2 separate regions of the Homo sapiens genome follow, and region 1 is linked to region 2. Evidence: chromatin loops called from intact Hi-C (ENCODE). Cell type or tissue: A673. All regions are shown on one strand. Links, peaks and the distances in the headings refer to the core of each region. The heading gives the core; the rest is flanking DNA.

What was found. Hi-C counts contacts between places; a loop is a spot of excess contacts. Peaks named below come from ENCODE experiments on the same cell type or tissue, not always from the same donor. Only the 100,000 strongest peaks of a DNase experiment are listed, where the experiment ranks them.
Region 1: a loop joins it to region 2, with 2.1 times the contacts of the local background. A loop is called at or near these places in 3 of 110 quality-filtered maps.

The regions. Positions count from the first base shown.
Region 1 is chr3:73,098,605-73,104,462 of GRCh38, reverse strand. All of the region lies in intron 1 of LOC107986098 (a long non-coding RNA gene), which reads right to left. Among named protein-coding and RNA genes, the nearest start is that of EBLN2, 40 kb to the right of the region's middle. In A673, for the core only: a CTCF peak has its summit at 3,217 (motif pointing left); a DNase peak (open chromatin) is centred at 3,212.
Region 2 is chr3:73,209,018-73,214,875 of GRCh38, reverse strand. The region is part of intron 2 of LOC107986098 (a long non-coding RNA gene); the gene reads right to left. Among named protein-coding and RNA genes, the nearest start is that of EBLN2, 150 kb to the right of the region's middle. In A673, for the core only: a CTCF peak has its summit at 2,504 (motif pointing left); a DNase peak (open chromatin) is centred at 2,075; H3K27ac peaks cover 1,543 bases.

The DNA.
Region 1 (5,858 bases), core at 490-5,489, 110 kb after region 2:
GGCATTTCATCTCAATGGGGTCGGGGACCTCCAGGAGAGACATTTGGGGCTGGGAGAGTCTGGCCTTGGGGAGTCAGGGCAGGTTCTCTAAAGAAGTGAAGACTGAGCTGATAAAAGGAGAGGCAGCCAGGTGCAGTGGCTCACGCCTGTAATCCCAGCACTACGGGAGGCCGAGGCAGGCGGATCACAAGGTCAGGAGTTCGAGACCAGCCTGGCCAACATGGTGAAACCCCGTCTCTACTAAAAATACAAAAAATTAGCCGGGCGTGGTAGCAAATGCCCGTAGTCCCAGCTACTCAGGAGGCTGAAGCAGAAGAATCACTTGAACCTGGGAGGCAGAGGTTGTAGTGAGCCGAGATTGTGCCACTGTACTCTAGCCTGGGTGACAGAGTAAGACTCTGTCTCAAAAAAAAAAAAAAAACAGAAGGAGAGGCAGCAAAGGGAAAGTGGGCTGTCAGGGAAGAGGCTTCCCGGTGGAGGAAAGAGCCTGTGCAAAGGTCCTCAGACTACCAGGACCGAGGCTGGAGGAAAGGAGAGATGGCCTGTCGGACCAGAGAGAGAGGGAGCAACTCAGGTTGGCAAGGCAGGCATGGGTCAGACAACATGAGGCCTCATCAGCATATCTTGTGTGGTCCGCGAGGCTTCATCCTTAGAACAATGGGCCCCACTGAAGAGTTACAAGCAAGAGAATGAATCTCTTAGAATCACCCAAATGCCACCACCCAGAATAATAACTGCACATGCCTTGCTGTGTGTCCTTTGCAACTTGGGTCCAGGCACTCGCATTCACAAGCATAGAGCTATTGCCTTTTCGAATGCAGACCCACACGACACAGTCTTTTTTCCAGACTGCTTTTTCCTCTTAGCCATACATGGTGGACATCACTTCAGGTCAATGCTTGCGGCTCTGTGTCATTATTTTAATGGCTGCTTATTGTTCCATGACATTAAGGGATCAAACTTTGGCTCTCCAGCCTCCATCTATGGACATCGGGGTTGTCTTGTTCTCCCTCCCTTTGTGGACACCACAACAGTGCCATCCTCACACATGCACCACTGCAGTTTTTCTTCAACCTCAGCGTGGCTGAATTCCCTTTTCCTCAACAATGTGGTCATCCCAAGGCCTGGCCTGCCCTTGATCTGAAGGTTTAGCATCTGAGTGCCAGTGGGGCTAAACAAGATGTATGGCTTTATTTGGCAGGGGTGAAGATGGCAGTTTCTACCCTGGTCCAAAGCAGATGGAGGGACCCGGAGAGAGATTAGAATAAAGAGGGAATTGGCAGCTGGGTCTTCCTTTGGGAGTGAGGGAGGCCAGCGAGGATGAATTAAATGTTTAAAAAAAAAAAGGTGAAATGAGCTGGAATCCAGCCATGGGCTCGTCTTGCATGTGACAGCAGCACATATGTCCGAGGAAGCTGGACTCTGTCACATACACTTTTCAGGGGAGCCCATGGTAGAGTGGAGAGGGGCACAGAGTCAATGAGGCCCAGCCCATCTCACCCATCCTCATCCACCATGCCCCAGCCTCAGCAGCCCTCCAATCTCTTATCCTGCCTTGCCCGGCCTGCCCCACCTCGGGACCTTTGCATGGGCTGGGCCCTCCACCTGGACTGCTATTTCCACATCTTTCCATGGATGGAGACTTCTCATCCTCAGGTCTCATTCATCTGTCCCATCTCCATGACGCCTTCACCAAACATCCTATTTAAAGCAGTCCTTCTGGCCAGGCATGGTGGCTCACGCCTGTAATCCCAACACTTTGAGAAGCGGAGGCAGGCAGATCATCTGAGGTCACAAGTTTGAGACCAGCCTAGCCAACATGGTGAAACCCCGTCTCTACTAAAAAATACAAAAATTCACCGGGTGTGGTGGCGGGTGCCTGTAATCCCAGTTACTTGGGAGGCTGAGACACAAGAATCACTTGAACCCAGGAGGCGGAGGTTGCAGTGAGCCAAGATGTCTCCTTTGCACTCCAGCCTAGGAGACAGAGCGAGACTCTATCTCAAAAAAAAAAAAAAAAAAAAGCCGTCCTTCTTCCCTGCAGCACCCCCACACTGTCTGTCAAATCACCCTCTTTATTCTCCTTAGAGCACCCATCAAAAGCATCTTGGTTTTTACTTTACCTGCTCTGAGTCCACCATCCCTTCCTAGGATGAAGACTCTGTGAGGACTGGGATCTTGTCTTTCTTATTTCTTATTCCCCATTGCCTAGCACACTACCTGGGACAAGGAGCCCACAATATATGTTTGATGAATGAAAGGATGAATGAATGGAGTCACATGGACCTGGGTTCACATTCCAGCTCTGCCATTATATGACCTTGGGTAAATATTTAACGACTTTAAGCTAGCTCCTTATTTTTAAAATGAGTATGATCAAAGCTCCCACCTCACTAGATGGTCATGAAGATTAAGCAAGATGATGCCTGTCATGCCCCAATCCCAGTGCCAGCTGCAGGAAGTGTTTTGTGCAGAACAACAGGGAACAGAGGTCTTTCCAGAGGAAATCTGGCCTTTTCATGAACCAGTGCCACATTCAGTTCTTCCCTAGGCTTCCAAATCCATAATTCTACCCGGAACAGGTACACCACAGGTCTCTTTATGGCTGCTGTAGACAGTTGAAGATAATTATCAAACAGGTTCTGGGGACCAAAAATCCAACAGGTGTGGTGGTGGGTGCCTGTAATCCCAGCTACTTGGGAGGCTGAGACACAAGAATCACTTGAACCCAGGAGGCGGAGGTTGCAGTGAGCCAAGATGGTTCCTTTGCACTCCAGCCTGGGAGACAGAGCGAGACTCCATCTCAAAAAAAAAAAAAAAAAGCCGTTCTTCTTCTTCTTTACAACCCTGCTCAAAGATCAGTTTTTAACAATTAACAGGGCCTCCGAGGCAGGTTCTGACTTACTCATTAAGGCAGGAAACAAGCCTCTCTCCACCGTCCACTTACAGATTTAAATACCAATGATTACAGCCAACTAGGGCCACTCCCACAAGCTGACCAGCAGGATTAATTTTTACAGAATTTAACCATTGTTGGATGTATCTATCCTTGAATTCTCAAATTCCCAGCAAGAAAACTTTGGATTTCTTTTATTAGCTGCTGCACATGCAGAGAAGACAACTCCTACATGCATGGGGTTGGTAGCAAAGAGACTCCTCTTTCAGAACAGCCAGGAGCCAGGTTGTTCTCAAAGCATCGTGCTCCCTCTGCTGGACATTGCCTAAACTGCAACTCCAGTATCCACATCAGCCCCCTCCTGAGTGCCTGCTACTTTACCAGGGACAATGGGGACACACGACGACCTTTTTTACTCCACTGAATGAAAGATAATCCCCTGCCACATGTGACTTTTATTAAGTTATACATGGGAGGTGGGAGTGCAGACTCTTAAGATAATGAGAATTAAGGCTTTTGCCAAAATGAGGCCACACCTCGAAATCCTTTGCTGTGGATTTCAAAGCAAACTGGCACCTTGAGGGGAATGGGCGGTGGGGGAGTGTTTGGGCTTGTTTATGCTGAGCAAGAAAGGGCTTCCTGTTGCTAAGAAGGCCGGATCTGAAGCTCCCAGAGCCTCCATGGGCTGCCAACATTTCTTACACAACCCCCTTTGATGGCCTTGGCGCAAATTAATGAAACTGCACAGAGGTGATTTCCCTGGAAATCCACCGGGCTGAGAATTCAGGGAAGTTGAGGCTTGAGGCAGAAAGCTGGGGCTGGGGTGCCGCCAAGCCTGGGACAGAGGGCAGCAGGCGGACGCTTTCCCCGGGGTGCAGAGGGGGGTCCCCGGTCACTCGAATACAGGGGTGGGAGGGTGGGCCAATGAGGCCCAAAATGAGATCACTAGCAAGACCCCATCAAGCTCACTCCTTTCAACCATACGTTTAGTTGTAGACGTTGCCTGCTAGAAACAATGTCTTCCCGTCATTCTTGATAAAAGTGGATTTTCTGCTGCTAAATTGAAAAGTCCCCGACTTTCCTTCTTGTCCTCTTCTGAACAGCTCTTTCCAACCCCCCTCCCTCCTGCCCTATGGAGATTACCCCTTGTTCACCATAAATGGCCAAAACCCAGACACAAGGCTGAAGCCCGTCCATGGGAGGACAGTTGAGAGGGTGACGGCATTCCACACCACGGAATGGGCCCAGGATGGGAAAGACGGTGTGTAAGCCTCGACGCCGGGCCTGGAGGGATGGCCAGGTATACTGAGTGAGAAAAAACCACACAGAAAAGTTGTACAGTTCCATGTCAGACACCCTGTAAGTGGCCAGCAAGGTTTCTAAGTTATCTGTATGAACAAGAGGACACACCCCAAATAGTCAGCACTTGCTACTTCAAGGGAGCCACGTTGTTTGACAGGGAGGGGAGACTGGGATGTCCTTTCTACACCTGGGTGTCATGAGTCTGGTAAGAAGAGGACCCAGCTCTTGCCAGGTGGGTCCCAGATGTGCCTCCGTGGAGCCTTTCCCTCCCTCCCACCTTGATTTCCCCTTTGAGCTGTGTTGTCAGCTTTCACTGGAACATAGCTCATGGCTCGTGGCATATTTTAGCACTCATACATCAGTCCTATTTGCCCTAGGTTTTGAACTTTGTAAGGCATGGACATGTCTTTGTAGCCCCTATAACTAGGCCAGCCTAGCCTACAATACATGCTCAATAAATTCTTTCAAACTCTCTGGAATGAGAAGAAACATTCAGTAAATGTTTCCTAGCAACTGGGAGAAGTGAATGACTTAGAGCACACCACAAATGGAACTCCAATTGAATTAAAGAACTAAATAGAGAGAACCAAATACTCAGTGCATCGCTGTGGTTCTTAAATTTCAGCAGGCAGCAGCATCACCAGGAGGGCTTGTTAGTTTCTGATTGCATAGGTCTGTGGTGGGATCTGAGGTGTGCTCTTTCCAGTCGCTTCCCAGGTGACGTTGATGCTCCTAGGCCAGGGACCATCTGCTGAGAACCGCTGTCCTATGGTCTTAGGGTAACTTACTCCATTTCAAGCAAAGGAATAAATTAAAACAGAAAAGGGAGATTGGACCAACAGTTCTGGGACTTGGTTACCCATCAGAATTAGGCCCACCCAGCGTGCTGAAACGTAGATTCCAAGGAGGTCACCCTCCAAAGCTGACGGTGGAGCCCAGGTGTCTGTATTTTTAAAACAAATACCCCCAAGCAAGTCTAAGTCACAGCCAGGTTTGGGAACTACTGATTCACCTACACATATTTCAAACTTCAGAGAATGGAAAACACCACCAGAATGGAAGATAAAGAGAAAAACAAGGGTGGATTTGCATGGAATAAAATAGAAGCCTGAGCGGCTCACTCCTTCCCTTCCTTCCAATCTCTGCTCACATGTCACCCTTTGAGAGGCCTTCCCAATCACCTCATATCTAATTGCAGCCTGACCCAGCACTTCCTGTTTTCTCTACCCTGCTCTAGTTTTTGTCTCTGTAATAGTAATTGCCACCTAACATTAGGTATTTACCCACTTTGATGCTTGTCTTCTGTCTCCCTCTAGAATGAAGATGACAGGAGGTAGAGAACTTGATCTCTTTGGCTCATTGCTATTCCTTGGGTGCCTGGACCATACCAAGCCTCAAGAACAATTTGTGGAGTGACAGAATGAACTATGATATCAGTAATTTGGGGTTCATTGAGTCTTGTTTTATGGCTTGGTAATGGTCCAGTTTTACAACTGTTTCCTGAATATCAATAAGGATGTGTCTTTGCTAACTGTTGAGTACAGAATTCCACAAATGCCCTGTAAGTCAAGCTTATTGCTGATGTTATTGAAACTTTCTACATTCCTATTACATTTTTGCCTACTTGTTTGCGGCAAAATCTCCCACTATAATAGTAGAC
Region 2 (5,858 bases), core at 534-5,533:
ACAGCAACAACAACTTATCAAGCACTGACTAGGTACCAGACACTTGGCTAAATTTTTTTTATTTTTATTTTTTTTTTTGAGACGGAGTCTCACTCTGTCACCAGGCTGGGGTACAGTGGCACCATCTTGGCTCACTGCAACCTCCACCTCCCAAGTTCAAGTGATTCTCCTGACTTAGCCTCCCTGAGTAGCTGGGATTACAGGTGTGCGCCACCACACCCAGCTAATTTTTGTATTTTTAGTAGAGACAGGGTTTCACCATGTTGGCCAGGATGGTCTCAATCTCTTGATCTTGTGATCCGCCCACCTCGGCCTCCCAAAGTGCTGGGATTACAGGCGTGAGCCACCGTGCCTGGCCTCTGCTAAAATTTTATATGCAAAATCTTATTTATTGAAGACAACCCTGTGATGTGTAGGTATTGGGGTCAGTTGGGTTATTGTCACCCTCTCCTGTTTCCATGTGATTGTCATTGCCTCCCACTAGAATAGATAGTGTGTTTCTGCCTATCAGGCTTGGCCAGGTGACTTGCTTTGGTCAGTGAGATCCAGCAGACATAATGTCATAAGAAACTTCCAGTGGGTTTGCAACATTTTCTTGACCTCTTGTTCTTCTGCCTTATTTCATGGCAAGAAAATGCCCCAGGTAGCTGCCAAGTACCAGAATGATAAAGGCACAAGGAGTAGATCTGAAGCCAATTGGCCTGGAGTCTGTACAAAACCACAGTCAACCCACAGGCCATGAGCAGGAAAAATAAATGTTTTCTGCTGTAAGTCATTGAGATTTTTAGATTAATACATAGCATCATTATAAATGAAGTTGGCTCATTCAGTGTATTAGTTTGCTAGGGCTTCCATAACAAAGTACCACAAACTGGGTGGCTCACACAAGAGAAATGTATTATCCCACAGTTCTGGAGCCTGGAATTCCAAAGTCAAAGTGTCAGCAGGGTTGGTTTCGTCTGAGGGCTGCAGGGGAAGGATCTGTTCTGGGCCTCTCTCCTTGGTTTGTAGACAGTCATCTTCTCCCTGCATCTCTTCCATCGGCTTCCTTTCCTTCCTTCAGAAAACGTGTCTCCGTGTCCAAATTTCCCCTTTTTATAAGGGCACCAGTATTGATTAGGGCCCATCCTAATGACCTCCCTTTAACTTGATTGTTTCTGTAAAGTCTTTATTTTCAAATAAGGTCACATTCTGAAGTACTAAGATTTGGGACTTCAACATACAAATTTTGGAGGGACATATTCCAACCCATAGCATTCGGGTACTATTTTTAATATCCAGTTTACTTCTGTAGAAATTGAGTTTCAGGCCGGGCGCGGTGGCTCACGCCTGTAATCCCCGCACTTTGGGAGGCCAAGGCAGGTGGATCACGAGGTCAGAAGATCAAGACCATCCTGGCTAATGTGGTGAAACCCTGCCTCTACTAAAAATACAAAAAATTAGCCGGGCGTGGTGGCGGGCACGGTGGCGGGCGCCTGCAGTCCCAGCTACCCAGGAGGCTGAGGTAGGAGAATGGCGTGAACCCGGGAGGTGGAGCTTGCAGTGAGCTGAGATCGCGCCACCACACTCCAGCCTGGGAGACAGAGCGAGACTCCATCTCAAAAAAAAAAAGAAAGAAATAGAGTTTCAGATAAAGTAACTTTTTCAAGATCACAGAGCAGAGACATGTGAAGCACTGAGCTTGAAGTCAGACATCTGACAGACTCTTTGTTCTTAAAACGTCCGCTATCCTGCCTACTCACTACTTTGCACAAAATGCCCATGGTGAATTTTTGGAAGCTGATGGGTTTATCTGTTATCTCTTATTCTCATACAGACGTATATAGACACTACTTATGAACATGGCTTTCTATTTTACTATTTTATCAGAAATACAGGAACTCTCATTAAAGCCTTAAAATATAAGGACTGGTATTGTGTAAGACTTCATTTATTAAATATTTCTGGAGCACCAACTGTGAGCTAGGTCCCCCAGAGGGCAATGATGAGAAAAATCATTCTCATTTCCTGCCCGTACCGAGCCCACAGTTAAATAAGGGTGACAGATGCATCAAACCATCAGACAGCTTCCTCTGAAATCACAGCTGTGATCCATATTACAAAAGGAAGTTACATGGTTCTATGAGAGTATAAAAGACTCAACAGTTGTAACCTAGTGAGAGATGCCAAGGGCAGCTAAGAAATCAAGAAACTAGCCGAGATCTCAAGTGTGAGGAGGAACCAAGTAGGCAAAGGCATGGGAGAAGAATATTCTGGAAAGTAGGGAGACAGCATATGCAGAGATTTAGTAGCAGAAGGGAGCTGATATGGTTTGGCTGTGTCCCCACCCACATCTCATCTAGAATTATAGTTCCCATAATCCCCACATGTCATGGGAGGGACCTGGTGGGAGGAAATTGAATCATGGGGGTGGCTACCTCCACGCCGTTCTCATGATAGTGAGTTCTCAAGAGATCTGATGGTTTTATAAGAGGACTTTTTTTTCCTTTTGCTTGGCACTTCTCCTTCCTGCCACCATGTGGAAGAAGACATGTTTGCTTCCCCTTCCACCATAATTGTAAGTTTCCTGAGGCCTCCCCAGCCATGCAGAACTGTGAGTCAATTAAACCTATTTCCTCTAAAAATTACCCAGTCTTGGGTATGTCTTTTTCTTGGGTATGTCTTTATTAGCAGCATGAGAATGGACTAATACAGGAACACAGCATACCCAATGAAGTGAAAAGAAGTCCAAAAACAAACAAATAAAAACAAAAGAAGTCCAAATCATCTAGAGCATGAAAATTCCAAGGCAACATGGCAGGAGACACATCTGGCAAGGTAGGTGTTACCAAATGTGAGCACCTACTTTTCAGCGATCCTATGCAGTAGGTACCATCACCGGCCTCATTTTCAGATGGAAAAATAGGCTCAAAACCTTCCCCTAGGGCAACCAGCTGGTACACAGGAGAGCAGAGGCTCAAACCCAAGCATGACAGACTATGGGGCCAGGCACTAGCCACCACACTGTGTTGTCACACAAAGCAAAAGAAAAAAGGACCACTACTTAGTGGAATAGCTGCTAAAATCACCACCCACACCATGATGGCAACATCATCATGAAGCCTCTTTTGGGCCTATATGTATCTTGTGACCACTGATATATTTGATGGTATTTTCACAATCTTGTTTTATCATTTCCTGGGTAAAATATATTATATTGAATTATACACAACTGCCATTTTTTATATATTAAAAAGTGGCCCACTCTTAGCAATTTCATGTTTTAACTTAATTAATATAGCAATGTAAATATAACATGTGAACTGTTGAACCAATGATCGTGAAATGAACTGGTGTGGCACTCCCATCTGGATAAAGAGACAGAATGTCAACAGTGCCCCAGGAGACCTCTGCGTCCCCTTCACAAGGACATGTGCCCATGGATGTGCCAAGGGCTGGGGAGACAGCAGTGGTCCACCCTCAGAGCAGATAAGAAGGAAAACGGGTATTTCCATGAAAAACGATCCACTTTTGAGGTCAGATATGCCGGGCATGTGTCTGCTCTGATTTGAGTCTCAACTCGAGGGCAAGAAGAGAGCCAGATGAAACATTTCTTCAGCAACTGCAACAGTGCTTAGCATCCATGTCATTTAGAGCAATTCATCACAGCTTTTCCACAGACAGTTCTGAGTCTTAATGAACTGCTGCTATCCAGCAGCCCTCCCTTCTTGAAGAAAACCCAACTTTCAGCCCCCACAGTAGAATGAATCACCTGGTTGACCATTGTCCAGGAGCCCAAGAAGGTCAAAAAGCAAGGCCCTGTGTTGGCCTCTTCCACAGTCACCCTCTTTGGGTGGCTGCACATCCTCTATGTCAGGTAAATGCTCTGCCCTGGGCCCACCCTGACAGCTGGGGCACCTGCGTGTTTAGCTTGGCTCTCAGCAAAGGCGCACTGGAGGCTGGTTTCCAACACAGCTTAAACACAATTAACTTTCATTTGATGTGGCCTGCCTCTCTCTGCTCCTAATGTTCCCTCAGGACCCGGGATCCAATAAAGTCCAGCATGTGACCAAGAAAGCCAGGCAGAGAAACTGACCAAATATTGTTCAATGTGATATTACAAACCTATGGGAAAGGAGTTTAATTAAAGACCACAACAATTCTTTGGGGAAATGTTTCTTTTATTAACCATTCCTGCCGAACAAAGCAGCTTTAAACAAACCCTGACTGCTTGGAAAGTGTGTGTGCCCGAGATTTCTTTTTTCTTCTTAATCTGTTCTGCTTTTTGGTTATTTGGTCATTAGGAAAATCAGAAGTGTCTTGGACTCAAGAAATCCAATTTAAGTAAGCTCATTCCACATTTATAAATATGAGCAGATGACATTTAAAACAGACAAACCAACAGGGACAGTTCTAAGTGTGAAATTGTAGTTCAGCATAAAGTATTACCATAAATATATAGAGGAGCTATTTGTGGATCAACTAACAAGTTCAGGGCATTTCCGTGAAATGTATGCACAGCCTGAATGTGGATAAGACATTTAAAAATGTAGAGGAAATGCAGTTGTTTTACGCTGTAGTATAATAAAACCACTAGTTAGTGTCACTGATATGATAGCACCAATTGCAAAACAGTGAAAAAGCAGAAATCAAAATGGAAGACCCACATCTGATAGAGCAAAGAAACTGGATTTTTAGGTATTATTGGAAAAGAGGAAATACCACTGAGGAGTTAAGACAGGAGTGTATGAATTTTTTAAAACTCAAGAAAAGTCAGAGGATATATAAATCTAAAATTGGCTCATGAGTACATTCAAACATTCCAAGGCTATGCAATACATTGGACGCACTGATTATTGAAGTCTCGCTCATGAAGAAAGTGTGTAGGACAAATGAAATAAATGTTAAAATGTGCATGTGATATGAGTTTGCTTTTCTCAAAAATGCCAAGAAAATATGCAAAGAAACAGAGTAAACATTCTGTAAAGATGGAATTCTATAATATTCTACCACCCACATTTCCATTACCAATAAATGCACTTGTTCCTAAATGATACATATAATATGACCTTCATATCTAGGTATATGTACCTTAGGAGACTGTTTCTTTGCCTAATCTTGAGTGAGTGACATGTGACAGATTGTATTTTCCAAAGATGGCTTTGGAAACATCCCCCATCCCACATACTCTTTTTGAAATGAGACCTTACAATACCTCATCAAGTAGTGGAGTTTATTTCTATGCCCCTTTGAATCTGGGCAGGCACCATGACTCCTTTGAACAGTGTAATACAGCAGAAGTAACACTGTGCCAGTTACACATGTCATCCTTAACTGGCCTGGCAGCTTCCAGTTCCTGCTTCTTGAAAGTCAGTCACCATGCAAAAAGTACCACTGCCCTGAAACCATCTTGCTCTGAGAAGCTGAGCCACATGGAGAGGCTTTAGAAAAAATTAGATAAATAATGGATGGATGGATGGATGGATGGATGGACGGACGGACAGACGGACGGACAGACGGACAGACAGACAGACAGACAGACAGACAGACAGACAGATAGATAGATAGATAGATAGATAGATAGATAGATAGATAGATAATGTCAAGAAACACTGCAGTACCAGGTATGTGACTGTAAAGGCTATCTTTAAAGTGGATCATCCAGCCCCATAGGCCCAGCTGACGGCCTGCAGGTCAGACTCAAACTGCCCCACCAAGCTCTTCCCAAATTCCTGACCCACTAAATCAAAAGCAGAACAAAATGGTTATCTTAAGCTACAAACTAGGTAGTTTCCTATATAGCAATAGATAACTTCAACATTGTCTTCCATATTGGACTTTACCCGGAATACATGTGCATTCTACCCAGGTTGAAAATC